Regions from separate parts of the Homo sapiens genome. Here region 1 is linked to region 2. A link is a loop called in an ENCODE intact Hi-C map of the cell type or tissue named here. Cell type or tissue: natural killer cell. All regions are shown on one strand. Links, peaks and the distances in the headings refer to the core of each region. The heading gives the core; the rest is flanking DNA.

Region 1 (2,926 bases), core at 102-2,601, 100 kb before region 2:
TACATTCTTTATACACATGCTAACAAAATTAAGGGCACACCATCCTTTATTGAATGAGAGCCTGTTAGAAGAGCTAGTGTGTACCATTTCCTTTTGTTCCCTGGAGGAAAGCTAAGGGATGAAAAATACTTTGTTAATGAATAATATTAAGCTGCAAATTCAAAATTTTAAGCCACTGAGATTGATAAATTAAGGTTCTGATGGCAACCCAATTCTTTCCTGTCAGGCACATGGTATAGCTATAACTGGAACACTTGTTTCCATCTTAAGGAATGGGGAGGATTGATACAACACGAGATTCAGCATTGCTAATTAGGAAACATCAGCAAAAGTCGTTTGGAAGCTGCTGGAGTCAAAACCACAAAGAAAAGGACATGAAACTCATCCCACCATTTTCTCCTTAGCCCAGAAAGTGAGATCATAACAGTCCTTCATGTTTGTTAAGTACCTACAACTTACGATACGCTTCTATACAATATGTCATTTGAAGGAGAAATAAATGCAGGCCAATACTTTCCATCTCTATTGGATAAATGGAGAAACTGAGGTTCAATAGCGTAAGATAACCCTGCCAGGCCACAGAGCCTTCACGTGATGAAGGCAGGCCTCAAAACCAAGCCAATACCTTTTCACTCTAGAATATGGCATCAGACTGAAGCTATGCAGCCAAGAACTTGCTTCCGCCCTTTCTTTTCAATTGCATTATTTTCAATGGCAAGCAGGAATTGTCATTTTTGTTGTTGTAGATTGTGGTCAATGAACACTTAATAGAGCCCCAGTCTGAAAACAGTTTCTTCTCTTTTTTGCAAGTATTATGTGTACCTTTGTGTACAGGTGTTGGTAATAAAAGCATAGAAGACAAAGTTCAAGTAATGAAAATCAAGTTCTGAGAGAAAAGATCACAATGATCCCTTCATCAACCTGTCCACATGTCTCTGTCTTGCCTTTGAAAACAGAAAAAAAATTTGTGTGTCTCAGAATGCTTTTTATCATCTCCAAAATGGTTTTACAAATAGACACACAAACTCTTTCAACGTGCTCTTAAACAGAAAGACTCCTGGACTCAATCAGCACTCCTCTGGGTAACTCACGTATCTGCTCTTCTTCTTCTTCACAGAGCCAGCTGACATTCTCAAGACGAAACCCCTCAATCTGACATGTAACTGTAAAATCACTGGGCCCGAGGAGTGACTGTAATTAAGGGCTTACGTTGAAAATGTATAAACAGAGCTTGATTCTTAAGTTTCGAAAATTCTTCACAGTGATGGTGTGAACTAAATCCACAGCCACATAATAATCAAAACAGAAAAGCAAAAGAAAGCCACTTCAGGAAATACCACGGTCACACCTCAGTTGGCTTCATGCTACAGATTATAGAAAATATGTTGCTGCCCGGGCCACCAATCTGTTGGTTCACATTACTACGTGAGCAATGTAAGTGTTTGCAAGAAGCCATCCACTATCTAAATATCAGATATAGATGCTCCAAAGCAGCTACGTCAGTGATGAGAACAGAGAAAATACGTAGCAACATTTCATTAAGTTGAATTCTAATACTTAAAAGGCTCCTTTTAGTACTGACATTCTGGATTTTAAAAGTTATGTTGACCGCATGTTCTCACTCACAAGTGGGAGTTGAACAATGAGAACACACGGACACGGGGAAGGGAACATCACACACCAGGGCCTCTTGGGGTGTGTGGGGCTGGGGGAGGGATAGCGTTAGGAGAAATACCTAACGTAAATGACGAGTTGATGGGTGCAGCAAACCAACATGGCACATGTATACCTATGTAACAAACCTGCACGTTGTGCACATGTACCCTAGAACTTAAAGTATAATAATAAAAATAAATAAATAAAAGTTGTGTTGAATTCACTTATTCATTTTTTCATTCATTCATTCAATAGTTATTGCTAAGCACCTAGTGCCCACCAGCCATTAGGCTAGACCCCTAAGATACAATGATGCCCCTGTAGAGTGTACAGCTGAGTCTGTGAGGAAGTTATATGTTCTTTTACACACATACGCAATTAGAAACTGTAATGAGTATTGCGGCCGGGCGCGGTGGCTCACGCCTGTAATCCCAGCACTTGGGAGGCCGAGGTGGGCGGATCATGAGGTCAGGAGATGGAGACCATCCTGGCTAACACGGTGAAACCCCGTCTCTACTAAAAATACAAAAACAAAATTAGCCGGGCGTGGTGGCGGGCGCCTGTAGTACCAACTACTCAGGAGGCTGAGGTGGGAGAATGGCGTGAACCTGGGAGGCAGAGCTTGCAGTGAGCCGAGATCACACCACTGCACTCCAGCCTGGGCGACAGAGCGAGACTCCATCTCAAAAAAAAAAAAAAAAAAAAAAAAAAAAAGAAAAGAAAAGAAAAAAAGAAACTGTAATGAGTATTGCAATGGAAAACTTTAGGGGGATTTGAGAACATCCCTTCAACTCTGACACTGTACCTTCCAGGGACTAGTAATCAGAAAATAGAGGCAACTGTGAAGAAACTACGAATTGGGGTCTGAAGGCCTCTAAATGATGACAAATGCACATCCACTGCAGTTTTATTTTTATTTAAAACGTAAGCAACACTACAAAAGAATACATAAACATTCAACTTTAACCAATCCCTGCTTGCAAATTATCTTCTAATATATTCTGATAAACACATACGCACGCATACACACAGCATGGTGAAGATTACTGTTGTAGGACTTTGAGAATCTGGAATCAGTCCTTGATCTAGAACACACTAGTTGTTGAGATAAAACTGCCCCATCTTTATAAAATGGAGCTCATCATCTCTGCAGTGTCAACCACAAAGGGTTGATATGTAAGAATTCAATGATAGCATAGTATAAATACATTTTGAAAAGTGAATATTTTTTATAAACAAAAAGAAATCAATCCATATATCTGATGTATAC
Region 2 (2,926 bases), core at 99-2,598:
CGATGAAGAAGCAGGAAGAGATGATTCTACTGGCTTCATAGGTGAGGAAACAGAAGCTCAAAGAGGGACAGAAAGGATGAGAAAGGAACTAACACCATCCTCATGATTAACTTTACAGAAACCATATAAAATGAATATTATTGTCCACATTTTACAGAAGTAGAAACTGAAGTTCACAAAAGGAAAGTAATTTGCCCAAGATTACACAGTTTAGTATCTGGCAGGGCATGAATTTGGAGCCAAAGTTTGTGCCTGCTAGTCCAGTAATCCTTCCTTTCTACTTCAGTTTTTCCTAGGTTATTAGGCTAGGGAAAGACAAAGACAAACAGCAACTCATTGTCTTAATTCACAAGGCTTGGTGGAGAGAGAAAATAAAATAAAACCAGCTATTTGATTGAAATGAGGAAATGGGAAAAGTACATAGGATTTCGAGCCAGTCAGATTTCCTTTAATCAATGGCCTTAGGCAAGTTATTTAAACTCCATGAGTGTCAATTTCTTCATATGTATGTGAAGATTATGATATATACTCCATAGCCAAAGTTGCCCTTAGTTAAACTTTTTAAATAAGATTTCTCTCCATTATTCCATATATATGGTTATAGAGAGCAGTGATAACATTTCTTCCCATAAATCCACATTTATATGATCAAAAGATAACATTATAAGCACATTAGGCAAGAGAATATCTCTTTGACTTATGTTTCCTAGTTTTAAAACACCGAAATATTAATCTATGTCACTCTCACATGACCTCATCTAACAAGAGACAGCCCAAAAACTTTTAAGATTTTAAAATCAAAAGTTTCCTTGACCCCTAAAAAGCAAAACAGATACTGCTTTAGTTGAAAGACCTGCTGATGAATCGCACATCATTTTCAACTTTGTGCCCATAATCATGCCCTAGGTTCAGAGAGTTGGAGTTTCCACCAGACTCTAAGAACAAAGCAAATTTGTTTTAATAGAATGGATGGATTTATTGAGAAATATAAGACTTCTAGGAAGTTTTGATAAAATGTCCCGTTTACATAAAGGACTCAAAACAGGTTAAGAAAAGAACATGGATCCTGCAACTATACCCCTGAACTTAAAATAAAAGTTTCAAAAAAAAAAAAAAAAAAAAGAGCATGATTGATCAGATGCCCTGCAAGAAACTTGTCATCTACCACCAAATGAAAACATTAATCATCTTTTAACATCATGCTTTATTTTATAGCTTGAAAAATCACAATGACCATTATGTCTCAAACCATTCCCTTTATAACTCCAATGAGACCTTATTACCCAAATTTTACAAATACAAAAACCAAACTTCAAAGATCACATGGTTAACATGGAGCAGATAAAAATGTAACACTGTATCTTGATACCAAAATCAGTAAGCACCCTCCTACTACATGACGTAGCCTCCCAATTGCTATTTGAAGAGGGTAACTAAACAACTTCAGGAAAGGGAAACCGAGTGTATAGCACAGAAAATTCAATTGTCGAAGCACTAACACACACTTAGTTCTAAGTTCTGCTTTATTAGCAAGTGAAAGGAGAAAGAGTAGACTTCACATCTGTGGTCTAACCAGAAGGTGACACATTACTAAGCTAAGGCAAAAGGAGTGTTTGATGCAGTGTTACCATAAACACTTTCTCAGATCTCACCAGGAAAGTTTCAAGATGCAACATCCCTGGGCAAAGTGTCGAAGCACAAGCCATATACGCAAGTCTGTACCAGTGAAGTTTTGTGAAGAGTGTGATACAGTTTGACTGTGTCCACACCGAAAATGTCATCTTGAATTGTAAACCCCATGAGTCAAGGGTGATACCAGGTAGAAGTAATCCGATCATGGGGGCAATTTCCCCCATGCTGTTCTCATGATAGTGAGTGAGTCTCACGAGATCTGATAGTTTTATAAGCATCTGGCATTTCTCCTGCTGGCAGTCACTCTTTCCTGCCGCCCTGTGAAGAAGGTGCCTGTTCCTCCTTTGCCTTTCACCATGATTATAAGTTTCCTGAGGCCTCCCCAGCAATGTGGAACTGTGAGTCAATTAAACCTCTTTCTTTATAAATTACGTGGTCTCTGGCAGTTCTTTATAGCAGCGTGAGAATGGACTAATACAAATCCTTCACCAATCAGTCTCATTTTAAGCAATAGGAAAGCTGAAGTCTTTCTAGCTAAGAAGTTCACCAGCCCTCTTCACGTGGATTGAGTGGCATGTGTCCTGAGTAGCTCCTGAGTGTTTCATAATGCAATGGAGTTTTCCATAATTCCATACAGACATCTGGGACAACTGACAAATCCCACTCTAGCCTTTTGGTAATGAAGCCAGTTATCCTTGGCTGCCTCTGTGTATTTTATAACTAACTGCTGACCCAGAACCTGACATGTCTGCATCCTTTGTCAAACCATCCATCCTCTCTCCCCTCAAAAATATGCTCACCCTCAGAAGCAATTTTACAGAAGCAACTATATTTTGGAGAAAAACAGGATGGAGTAAATGAAGGTAAGATAATAAAGAGAGAGAAGCAAGAAAATAACAGGGGGTAAAGAAAAAGCAGAAGAAAATGGAATGACATGGAAATGAAAAGTGCAGAGATCAGCTGCAATGGGTTTTTCACAAACCATGGTGTCCTTTGAATTTTCCACCACACCTCACAACAAAATGTAACCATCCCTAAGATGATTATCTTAGTATTATGAACAAAAATTCTAAGTGTTATTGAACCAGTGTAAAGCTAACTCAAAATACTTGATATTTTGTAAGTGCTTTAGTACCTCAATAAGCAATATAAGAGTATCTTATAAAAACTCCCACTAAGTCAATAAACTGGTACCTCTTTCACCCTGGTGTCCAAGATATTCATTCCGAATAGGGGGAATCATATTGAAAAGAATAATGAAATGGGGATGGAGGAACTGGGTTCTGGTTTTAGT

Evidence for each region. A loop is a pair of places that touch in the nucleus more often than their neighbours do. Peaks named below come from ENCODE experiments on the same cell type or tissue, not always from the same donor. Only the 100,000 strongest peaks of a DNase experiment are listed, where the experiment ranks them.
Region 1: a loop joins it to region 2, with 11 times the contacts of the local background. A loop is called at or near these places in 4 of 110 quality-filtered maps.

The regions. Positions count from the first base shown.
Region 1 is chr3:188,441,054-188,443,979 of GRCh38, reverse strand. All of the region lies in intron 4 of LPP (LIM domain containing preferred translocation partner in lipoma), which reads right to left. Among named protein-coding and RNA genes, the nearest start is that of LPP-AS1, 130 kb to the left of the region's middle. In natural killer cell, for the core only: no CTCF peak of the experiment used is centred there; no DNase peak of the experiment used is centred there; H3K27ac peaks cover 1,959 bases.
Region 2 is chr3:188,338,593-188,341,518 of GRCh38, reverse strand. All of the region lies in intron 2 of LPP (LIM domain containing preferred translocation partner in lipoma), which reads right to left. Among named protein-coding and RNA genes, the nearest start is that of FLJ42393, 160 kb to the right of the region's middle. In natural killer cell, for the core only: no CTCF peak of the experiment used is centred there; a DNase peak (open chromatin) is centred at 1,618; H3K27ac peaks cover 1,594 bases.